Regions from separate parts of the Homo sapiens genome. Here region 1 is linked to region 2. Evidence: chromatin loops called from intact Hi-C (ENCODE). Cell type or tissue: breast epithelium. All regions are shown on one strand. Each heading gives the region's core, and the rest is flanking DNA. Links, peaks and the distances in the headings are about the cores only.

Region 1 (5,401 bases), core at 167-5,166, 390 kb before region 2:
GAGGGGCTGTGCAGGAGCAGACACACCGTGGGTATCCCCATGGGACACTCTTGAGTGTCTGTCCAAGAAAGAGCTGAAGGGGGGACCACAGCACCAGTTCCTCCCAACCCCAGCACCTTCTGCTTCTCTGCCCCGTGGCCCTATTTCTATTCCTCCCTCCTTGGGCTCGTTTCATCTTCTCCCTGACCTAAGCCCTCGACCTGGGATTGACAGCTGTGGGTACAGACGGGCATGACTGAGCCCCGCTGGTCTTGCTGAGGTCTAAAGAGAAGAGTGGCTGAGAGCAGCTAGCGTTAGTGACAGGAATTGATCCCCAAGAGTTTCTCTCGTGCAGCATCCCAGCATCTGTGGTTATGATTCCTGCCCCACTTTGGAGGGAAGAGAATAAGACTCAGAGAGGTTGGAGGACAAAGCCACACAGCTAGTAAGCTCTAATTCAGCCTGCTGGGGGCTTAGCCCATGCTCAGAGCCACCATCCAGGCAGGCTCCTAAGTCTTCATTCATGGTTGTTTGCATTGCAAAGCCTTGGAATGAACTACAGCAAAACTCTTTGTTTTTGTAGGGAGCTAAGTTTTCTCGATGTGTAATAAGAATCTCAACTTTTAATCATATTTTGTCCACTTTGGAAGAAATCATCTAATTTGTTATTAAGCAGACACATCTCCTGACTTTTAATTGCAAGATATTAACTAAGCTTTCCTTTTTTTTGATGATTTGGGGACATTTGCTGGAGGGAGCAGTGACAGCCTCACTCCAGCTGTGTTGGTGCCATCCCTTGGGAAGGCAGGAGGTTTCAGGAACAGGAATCGTTGATGGGAACAGGTGTTTAGGCCAAAGAATTCCGAAGAGGTTGGCATTGCTGCCTTCCCAGATAGTGGACGGAAACAGGTGGATGGAGGCCAGGTCACCAGCGGGGATTAAGACTCATGCGATCAAAGCCCAGGAAAGAGGGTAAGTGGGAGCTGAGGCTCGGGCATTAAGACAACATCTGGAGTCTCTCCCGTGTGGGTTATTGGGTGAACGGCATTCAGGGCCAGCTGTGTCCTTTCAGATAAAACTAGAAGATTCAAACCTTCTTTCATTACATCTGCCCTCAGGGACAGGCAGGTTCTGAGGATTAAAGGCAGGGACTCTGCAGCTGGGTGGGTGGCTGGGCCTTCCTTCCGCCTCTCTCTTATCTATGCTTATTTATCCACATTGGATGGGACAGGAGTCTCTGTGAGAGGCAGTGCTGGCCAGTAGTTTTGAGCCAGATGGCGTGGTTACCATTCAAGGGAACGGGTCACCACTTAGCACAGTTAGCAGGCTGTGTGGCCTTGGGGAAGTCACCAAGCCCCTGGGTGCCTCTGTAAGATGAGAAGAAGAAGAGCATCTACCTTTGGGGCTTGCTATGGGGCTGCACTCACAGAGCTGCATGATGCCTGGCGATGCTGTGGGTTATTGTTATTATTATTACTACTACTATTACCTGCCAAGGCTTCCGTCTTTGGGTCTGTGGTTAGGGACCTGATGGTTGATCCTTTAATCCTTTTTTTTTTTTTTTTTTTTTTTTTTAGTTTTGTATAAATTATGTTTCATATCTTTTTATTTCAGAAATAATCATTGCTGGAAATGCTGTTAAATTTTTTGGAACTCTTCTTTTTTTTTTTTTTTTTTTTTTTATTGATCATTCTTGGGTGTTTCTTGCAGAAGGGGATTTGGCAGGGTCATAGGACAATAGTGGAGGGAAGGTCAGCAGATAAACAAGTGAACAAAGGTCTCTGGTTTTCCTAGGCAGAGGACCCTGTGGCCTTCCGCAGTGTTTGTGTCCCTGGGTACTTAAGATTAGGGAGTGGTGATGACTCTTAACGAGCATGCTGCCTTCAAGCATCTGTTTAACAAAGCACATCTTGCACCGCCCTTAATCCATTTAACCCTGAGTGGACACAGCACATGTTTCAGAGAGCATGGGGTTGGGGGTAAGGTCATAGATCAACAGGATCCCAAGGCAGAAGAATTTTTCTTAGTACAGAACAAAATGAAAAGTCTCCCATGTCTACTTCTATCCACACAGACCCGGCAACCATCCGATTTCTCAATTTTTTCCCCACCCTTCCCGCCTTTCTATTCCACAAAGCCGCCATTGTCATCATGGCCCATCCCCAATGAGCCGCTGGGCACACCTCCCAGACGGGGTCGTGGCCGGGCAGAGGGGCTCCTCACTTCCCAGTAGGGGCGGCCGGGCAGAAGCGCCCCTCACCTCCCGGACGGGGCGGCTGGCCGGGCGGGGGGCTGACCCCCGCCACCTCCCTCCCGGACGGGGCGGCTGGCCGGGCAGAGGGGCTCCTCACTTCCCAGTAGGGGCGGCCGGGCAGAGGCGCCCCTCACCTCCCGGACGGGGCGGCTGGCCGGGCGGGGGGCTGACCCCCCCACCTCCCTCCCGGACGGGGCGGCTGGCCGGGCAGAGGGGCTCCTCACTTCCCAGTAGGGGCGGCCGGGCAGAGGCGCCCCTCACCTCCCGGACGGGGCGGCTGGCCGGGCGGGGGGCTGACCCCCCCACCTCCCTCCCGGACGGGGCGGCTGGCCGGGCAGAGGGGCTCCTCACTTCCCAGTAGGGGCGGCCGGGCAGAGGCGCCCCTCACCTCCCGGACGGGGCGGCTGGCCGGGCGGGGGGCTGATCCCCCCACCTCCCTCCCGGACGGGGCGGCTGGCCGGGCGGGGGGCTGACCCCCCACCTCCCTCCCGGACGGGGCGGCTGGCCGGGCAGAGGGGCTCCTCACTTCCCAGTAGGGGCGGCCGGGCAGAGGCGCCCCTCACCTCCCGGACGGGGTGGCTGGCCGGGCGGGGGGCTGATCCCCCCACCTCCCTCCCGGACGGGGCGGCTGGCCGGGCGGGGGGCTGACCCCCCACCTCCCTCCCGGACGAGGCGGCTGGCCGGGCAGAGGGGCTCCTCACTTCCCAGTAGGGGCAGCCGGGCAGAGGCGCCCCTCACCTCCCGGACGGGGCGGCTGGCCAGGCGGGGGGCTGATCCCCCCACCTCCCTCCCGGACGGGGCGGCTGGCCGGGCGGGGGGCTGACCCCCCACCTCCCTCCCGGACGGGGCGGCTGGCCGGGCAGAGGAGTCCTCACTTCCCAGTAGGGGCGGCCGGGTAGAGGCGCCCCTCACCTCCCGGACGGGGCGGCTGGCCAGGCGGGGGGCTGATCCCCCCACCTCCCTCCCGGACGGGGCGGCTGGCCGGGCAGGGGGCTGACCCCCCTCCCCCCTCCCGGACTGGGTGGCTGGCCGGGCGGGGGGCTGACCCCCCCACCTCCCTCCTGGACGGGGCGACTGGCCGGGCAGAGGGGCTCCTCACTTCCCAGTAGGGGCGGCCGGGCAGAGGAGCCCCTCACCTCCCGGACGGGGCGGCTGGCCGGGCGGGGGGCTGACCCCCCCCACCTCCCCCCCGGACGGGGTGGCTGCCGGGCGGAGACGCTCCTCACTTCCCAGACGGGGTGGCTGCTGGACGGAGGGGCTCCTCACTTCTCAGACGGGGTGGTTGCCAGGCAGAGGTGCTCCCCACCTCTCAGACGATGGGCGGCCAGGCAGAGACGCTCCTCACTTTCCAGACGGGGTGGCGGCCGGGCAGAGGCTGCAATCTCGGCTCTTTGGGAGGCCAAGGCAGGCGGCTGGGAGGTGTAGGTTGTAGTGAGCCGAGATCACGCCGCTGCACTCCAGCCTGGGCACCATTGAGCACTGAGTGAACGAGACTCCGTCTGCAATCCCAGCACCTCGGAAGGCCGAGGCTGGCGGATCACTCGCGGTTAGGAGCTGGAGACCAGCCCGGCCAACACAGCGAAACCCCGTCTCCACCAAAAAAAAACGAAAACCAGTCAGGCGTGGCGGCGCGTGCCTGCAATCACAGGCACTCGGCAGGCTGAGGCAGGAGAATCAGGCAGGGAGGTTGCAGTGAGCCGAGATCGCAGCAGTACAGTCCAGCTTCGGCTCGGCATCAGAGGGAGACCGTGGAAGGAGACCGTGGGGAGAGGTAGAGGTAGAGGTAGAGGTAGAGGTTAGAGGTTAGAGGTTAGAGGTTAGAGGTAGAGGTAGAGGTAGAGGTAGAGGTAGAGGTAGAGGTAGAGGTAGACGTAGAGGTATCCTTTAATCTTTCTAGGACAGGTACAGTGGCTCATGCCTGTAATCCCAGCACTTTGGGAGGCCGAGGTGGGAGGATCACTGGAGGCAGGCGGATCACTGGAGCCAAGGAGTTCAAGACCAACCAGGGCAACATAGTGAGACCTTGTCTCTACAAGAAGTTTAAAAAATTAGCCAAGCATGGCGGCGCATGCCTGTAGTCCCAGCTACTTGGGAGGATGAAGCTAGAGGATTGCTTGAGCCCAGAAGGCAGAGGCTGCAGTGAGCAGTGATCACACCACTGCACTCCAGCCTGGGCGACAGAGCAAGCTCCTATCTCAAAAAAAAAAAAAAAAACAGATAATCTTTCTAGGACTTGATTTCCCAGGCTCCATAATGGCAATCTGCGCAGGCAGCTTCTGGCTCTGAGTCTTCCTGTTTCTGTGGTGCCACTGCCAGCACAGGGAGGTCATTCTGTATCATGTCACTTGCTTGGTGTTTTACACCCATGGATGATGAAACAGCAACTGCAGCCTGGAGTGCTGGGAGGCAGAGAGAGTCTCGCTTCCCAGGCCATCTGGCTTACTGTGAAGGCCAGAAGCAGCACAGCCTCTCTTGGTCACCAGGGATCAGGACTCAGGTGGAGAGGGTGGGGCAGGGGCTGGCAGTGGAGACAGGTCCACACTGGGAACCAGCTGTGCCAGGCAGTGTGGCCCTGAAGCCCCTAAGGTGTGTCAAGAGGGGTCTTTCAGGAAATGGTTAGAGAGTGCAGGTGTTGTGTTTCTCTCTGACATGTAAACATATGTCTTTCTAGACAGGCAGGTCTCCCTATACCTGCCTTACGTGGGAAGCACGTCCGCAGGAGAGGTGCCACCCAGTGCCTCCAGCACTGATCAGGCCTTTCTCAGGTGTTGGGCAGGGAGAGGCAGAGCCCAAGAGAAGCCTCAGCAGAACACTAACAGTGGAAAGGAGGCAGTGAGGTGGAAGCAGCTTCTTTGGTACATGCAGAAAGTTCTAGAAAGGCCTTTTGGCTTAGAATCCTAGCTCTATTCACGTGAAGCAGCACTTCGGCATGAGGTGGTGCTTGAGGGCCCCTTGTCTGAGTAAAACGTGGATGTTGTAGCTGGTTTTGGGGGCTGTGGGACTCCCCCATCTGCACACCCCCTACTCAGCCGATGTGGTAAGCATTTAGCCACAGCAAGTGCTTACTTAGTATTTGTTGGTTCCTGATACACAGAAATCTCTGTGATCCAAGCAGTGTTTCTCCCATAGGACTCTACCCTGCCAACCCTCAGCTCGGCTCAGCTCAGC
Region 2 (5,401 bases), core at 154-5,153:
ATAAAAAGTATAAAATATTTACTTAGTGTAAACTTATATAGTCATCTAAAACCAGTCTGTGTGATTAAACACAGGAAAAAGGAATTAGAACAAACAAGTGCCAGGGGAAATTCTTTGCCTTAGGCGGTCAGTTTCTGTCTTCCTATTTAGGGAGAATGGTATAGTCTTTGAAGTGTTTGCATCTTGGTTTTCATTTTGCATCTCTGTAACCTTGGTTGCCTGGCCTCAATGAATCCCAGTTTCCTCATCAGTACAATGAGAACCAACTCTCCTCCCAGGATCCTTGTAAGGATTAAACGTCATAATCATGTAAAGTTAGTGGTACAGTGCTTGAGTATGTGATAATAACTCAATAAATGTTACCACCCTTTTAGTTGAAGGAAAAAGAAAATGGTTTTTTTTTTTTTTGGAGTGGCTGTTTATATTGATCTTTAAGAAAATGAAAGCAAATACCAATTCAGCTGCTTTATTCTAATCAAGTTAATGAAAATTTTAAGAATTTGGCAGCAAATTAAGTAAACAGTCCTTTATTCTGTTGGCCACACAGAGAAATGGGAGCAGCACAGAATGCCCCCGCAGGAAAGCCAGCTGTCCAATTGTGATGCTCTTGTATTTTATTTTTAAAAGGCTGTCAAAATGCTGCATGCCGAAGGTCCCAGTTTATTTGTGGGATCATGCATTTATGGCTTTGGACTGCATTTGTAAATTTCTTCCCTTCCTACCTTCTCAAAAGTTACTCCCACTTTTGGAATGATATGTATATACCTGATCCGTTTTGTGGAGCTTGGGGAGGTGGGAAAGGGAATGTTTTAATATAATTTTAGTTTTAAGAACAGTAGGAGAAACTCTCATACGTTCTTTATCAGATTCACCAGTTGTTTACATTTTGTCAAGTTTGCTTTATCCTGGTCTGTCTTTTTGTTCATTTGCATGCACAAAAACCTTCTTTCCCAAACCTTTGAGAGTAGGTTGGAGACATGGTGTGTTATGATTCAGCACACAGATACTCTCTTACAAAACCATATTTGTACATTATCAAAAATAAAAATTGTTGTGCACTGATACTATCATCTTATCCATAGTACATATTCAGATTTTATTCACTGGACCAATTATGTCCTCTGTAGCTAACCCCCACCTTTCAGGGTCCAGCCAGGATCATGCATTATATTCATAGTGTCCCCTAAATCTGCTGTTTCTTGCCCTTGACCTTTTGAAAGAGCAGAGGGAATGCCCTTCAATTTGGGTTATTTTATGATTCATCCTGATCGGTTTCAGGTTGTCCATATTTGGCAGGAACACCCCAGAGGGGATATCGGGTCCTTCTTAGTGCATTCAGTTGGGAGGTTTGTCCAATATTGACAAGATTAACTTTGATGGGGCGGCGGGTGGGTAAAAGTGATGTTTGCCAAGTCTCTCCTCTGTAATGTTACAGTTTTACCCTTTGTAATTAGTAAAGTAATTTATAGGAAGATACTTTGAGACGATTGGGACTATGTAAATATCCCATTTCTGATCAAATTTTCACTATTGTTAGCAGGCACTGAAGTTTTTCTAATGCCAACACTCCTGTATTTGTTAGCTGTCATGCTCCTGCTGTGATAATTTACACTTCTCCTTCATCTATTTGTTCATTTATTTATGTCAGTGTGGGTGTATGAATTGTTACTTTATGCAATGAACTGTCACTGTCATTATTTATGTTGATTTTAGAATTGTACCAGATTGACCAGTGAGAGCCCCTTTAAACTGGTTTCTGTGTCCTTTGATTTGTTGCCATTACTCTTGGAACATGTCCTCACTTTCTGGTGCAAGAAGATGTTCGAGCTCACCTTGTTCTTTCTCTGTATGGGCTCTGGAATTGGTCCTGCTTCTTGGAAGCTCCAGGTCCTTAGAGTGGAGATCTGGGAGCCAGTTGTGCCCACTGCTTTTGTCTGTCCTGTCTTCTGGGCCCGCTCAGCACATTTTTGATTCTTCTACAGTGAGTTGCAAAGAAAGGAAAATGGCTCATACAGATACTGCTTTTGTACTGTATTTTTTGAAATAGGTCATTGGTGGGAATTAGGAAGTAATTTTTGCTATTTTGATTTCATTTTTTGAATTATTGTAGTTGATAGTTCTAAGAATTAAACATTACTATTTAGATATTTAAAGTGAGTCCCTCATCCTCTATAAACCCAAACAAAAGATTGACAGTCATTATTTGCAAATTTTGTTGAGGTTCTAACCTAAGTGTTGATACATGGAAAGGCATGAGACACAGCTGAGCACTGAGTTGAGAGCTGGGCAGAAACGTGCATCACATGCTTCTGAGGCCGCCCATCGCCCTGTGAGAACCACTGGTCTAAGAACCCATGGAAATTCCTCAGCACTTCGGTTGGGGTTAGAATTTGCTACTGTCACTCCTGCTCCTTCTCTGGAGGTGCCATGTTTCATGCCTCTGGCCCACTTATTACTTTGGATGCAGCTCAAGTGGGTCGTCTTCTGGGACGCCTCCCTGGATGGCCGCTCCCACGCACACTGGTTCGTCCTTTCTTTGTTCCTCTTCTGCAGCCCGATCTTCTCATCTGACCGTGTGTTTTCAGAGCCGGCTCCTGATGTTACTGCTACTTACCTGAGTGGGGTTTTGGTCTTTTTTTGTGTGTCCAGGATGTAAGGCAGTTTCAGGTACATTATAAATGTTTAAGATATTTAAATACTGTGTTAAAAATGGCAACATGGCTTGCACTCTCTTACTGAAGCATAGCAAAGGAGGAATTAGCAGTGTTCTTACCCCTTTCCCCAGTACTTCTGATGATAAAAGTAGTAGTTGTTTCTGTTGACATTTAGATGATACCAGTAAGTAAGCAAAATTTGGAAAAAGACAAAAAGCATGAATCATTACTAATTCTTCTGGGCATTATTTCCTGCAAAAATTTATTATTGCCTCCTGAAAGTCCTCCTTTCTAGATTTGCAAAATGGGATATTTCACATCCTGTTTTGCTGCTGTTTGAATTGTGTTAAGTGGCAAATCTGCAGTGGTAACTTGTTTGTGGTGAAGACCCATGCAAAGGCAGAGCCTCCACCTTGTGAGTGTCATTCAGGGGAACCCACGTTTTTTAGCCTCTAAGGTCCCGGACAGGAGGATGCCGCTGTTCTGGTCGCTTGATTTCTGGCAGAAGGTGACTTCCTAGGATGATCTCTGGCAGCGCCTGGGAGTGGATGAGTAGCAGAGCTAAGGAGGAGCTGAGAGGGGCCAGATAGAAGCGACTCAGAAGTAGGGTTCCCAGTCTGAACTTGCCCATGAGAAGGGCAGAGCTGCAGGTGGATTTCCAACAGGCCAGTTCTGGGAAGACTAGGCAGGAAGGGAGACTGAGTGTAAATGGCTTTTGACACAGAGGTGGGGGCCACGAGAGATGCACATTCAGGTGCTTGGGGCAGGGGAGGAGCGTGGAGGCGCGGGGCAGGCACCTCATGCCTGCCAAGTTGGCTGGGTGGAGTTTGACCTCATTTGTTTAAAGGTGCTAATGAGTGGTAAAATGGCCAACAGGCAAATAGCAAAAGAGTGAAAGAAAAATAGGGCATACAGAATCCTGATTAATCACTTATTTGATAAGACGTACAGTCTAGCATCTTCCTTTTGGAGGAGAAACAGTTGTGCATGAATACTTGTTTTTAAGAGCTTTGAAATGTCTTAGTGTGGGCAGAATTGATAATTTCCAAGGAGACTACTTTTTAAGCATTCTTAATCATGTGGCCTCTAAACATGGCAAGATAGACCATTGGTCATTAGAGGACATAAATCATTTTGAACACATAAGAATTTCCATACTCATTAATTTATGATTTTTTTAGGGGTATGATGTTAGGGAGTAAAATTAGCAGGTGAGTCAGAAATAATTCACCTTCAGCTAGGAATCAGGATTAGCTCACTCACCCACCCCAGCCAGAAGGGGAATCTGCTTTCTTCAATGTCTTAGGTAACTTCCCTCCCCTAACTTTCAACAGCCTACCCAGGTAGGATCCTGGTCACCTGTTCTGCAGAACTTGCTCAGTGCTACAGAGCAGGTCCTTTGGAGCCACTCTTCCAGGGCAGGGTGGAAGGGCCACTTTTCAGAGCCTGGGGCTGCACCCCTCTGTGAGGGACTGTGTGGCTGGAAGAGCTAGACTTCACACCCTGCCTCATAAGCCACAGCATCTGGAGGTGCCTGGCTTACTTTAGTAATCCTTTACTTTTTAGACTGGTAGATTTGTGCTGTCGAAATTGGAGAATCCTGGGGTATGAGATCCCCTCAGAGGCTCAAGGCTTTGGTTTGTTCCTTCAAAGGTCAGCTAATCTTGCTTTTTAAAGATCTCCCCAGGCCTAGCTAATGTCAGAAAGGTAGACTGTTAAGAGAGAGAGCAAGCACTTGAATAACTGTGCCACGTTCTCACCATACCGTACTAGAAAGTCAAATGCATGTGCTAAGAGAACCCTTTTCTTTCATGAAGCTTGGTAGTTAGGAGGTCTGTCCAACCTGGTCTCTCTAACCTTACGGATTTGGTTTTAATTCTGCCTGTGTAGACCTAGTTCCAGATAGGCAGTATTTTAGATGTAAGTGCTCCCCATGTTTTGCATGCTTACTATTTCATGAGGATAATTCATTGCAGAGAAGAAAGAGAATGTGAGCCTGTTTATTAATATTTTCTTTTACCCCCTCTTCTTTAATCCAGTAGTCTTCAGAGAAAAAAATGAGAAGCCCTAAATGTATTTATATTTAGAAACTTCGTACAGCATGCATATCATTTATTGTCCACATTTTGAGTGAGCTTTATAAAGATTACAGGGATAGGCCCAGCATTGTTGTAGTTAATAGAAACCTGTTCAGTGAGGTCTCTGGACTGTAAGATCAGCAACATTGGCGGTGACAGTGAAGTATGGCCTTATCGAAAGGAGAATTCATAAGAGGCTGCCCTGGGACACTACACCCCTGTCCTTCTGTGTGTCCTGACAATGTTATCTGTCCTCTCAGTATGGAGTATCAAATGTCTGTCATGAGTACAGAAATTAATTTAATGTCACCTGAAGACATGCAATTAATCTTTTAGAGGTTTTCATAATACCTTTACAGAAAGAGTTGCCAGTTTGGCGGATTTGGATTTTGGGGTTTAGAAGAAGATAAGGAAAATTAATTTTTCATCAGGGTTAATACAAGTTAGCAGGGCCACAAAGGCTGAGAAAAATGGTTGGGGAATTTGTCAAGTGTTGTCACTCTAGAATAATGCTGCTTAGCGTCTGATAGGTATAATCAAGAGTTGAGATTTCTATAGAGGGGGTTAATCAATTTGCTTGCTAGTGAATGCAAGTCAGTGATAGCACTTCTTCATGGGGTTTAAGAGTGAAAATAAGATTTGATCTGTCAAATTGCAGGAAGCCCTGAC

Evidence for each region. Hi-C counts contacts between places; a loop is a spot of excess contacts. Peaks named below come from ENCODE experiments on the same cell type or tissue, not always from the same donor. Only the 100,000 strongest peaks of a DNase experiment are listed, where the experiment ranks them.
Region 1: it touches region 2 in a loop (21-fold over the local background); 3 of 110 quality-filtered maps call a loop at or near these places.

The regions. Positions count from the first base shown.
Region 1 is chr7:155,364,440-155,369,840 of GRCh38, forward strand. BLACE (B cell acute lymphoblastic leukemia expressed) reads right to left here and starts at 3,494. Exons shown (of 6, transcript NR_103545.1): 1 at 3,370-3,494. It overlaps LOC105375593 (a long non-coding RNA gene), which reads left to right. Exons shown (of 3, transcript XR_928236.4): 1 at 1-27; 2 at 741-951; 3 at 5,363-5,401. In breast epithelium, for the core only: no CTCF peak of the experiment used is centred there; no DNase peak of the experiment used is centred there; H3K27me3 peaks cover 1,273 bases.
Region 2 is chr7:155,750,338-155,755,738 of GRCh38, forward strand. All of the region lies in intron 14 of RBM33 (RNA binding motif protein 33), which reads left to right. Among named protein-coding and RNA genes, the nearest start is that of SHH, 59 kb to the right of the region's middle. RefSeq lists enhancers at 2,341-2,570, 4,585-5,401. In breast epithelium, for the core only: no CTCF peak of the experiment used is centred there; no DNase peak of the experiment used is centred there.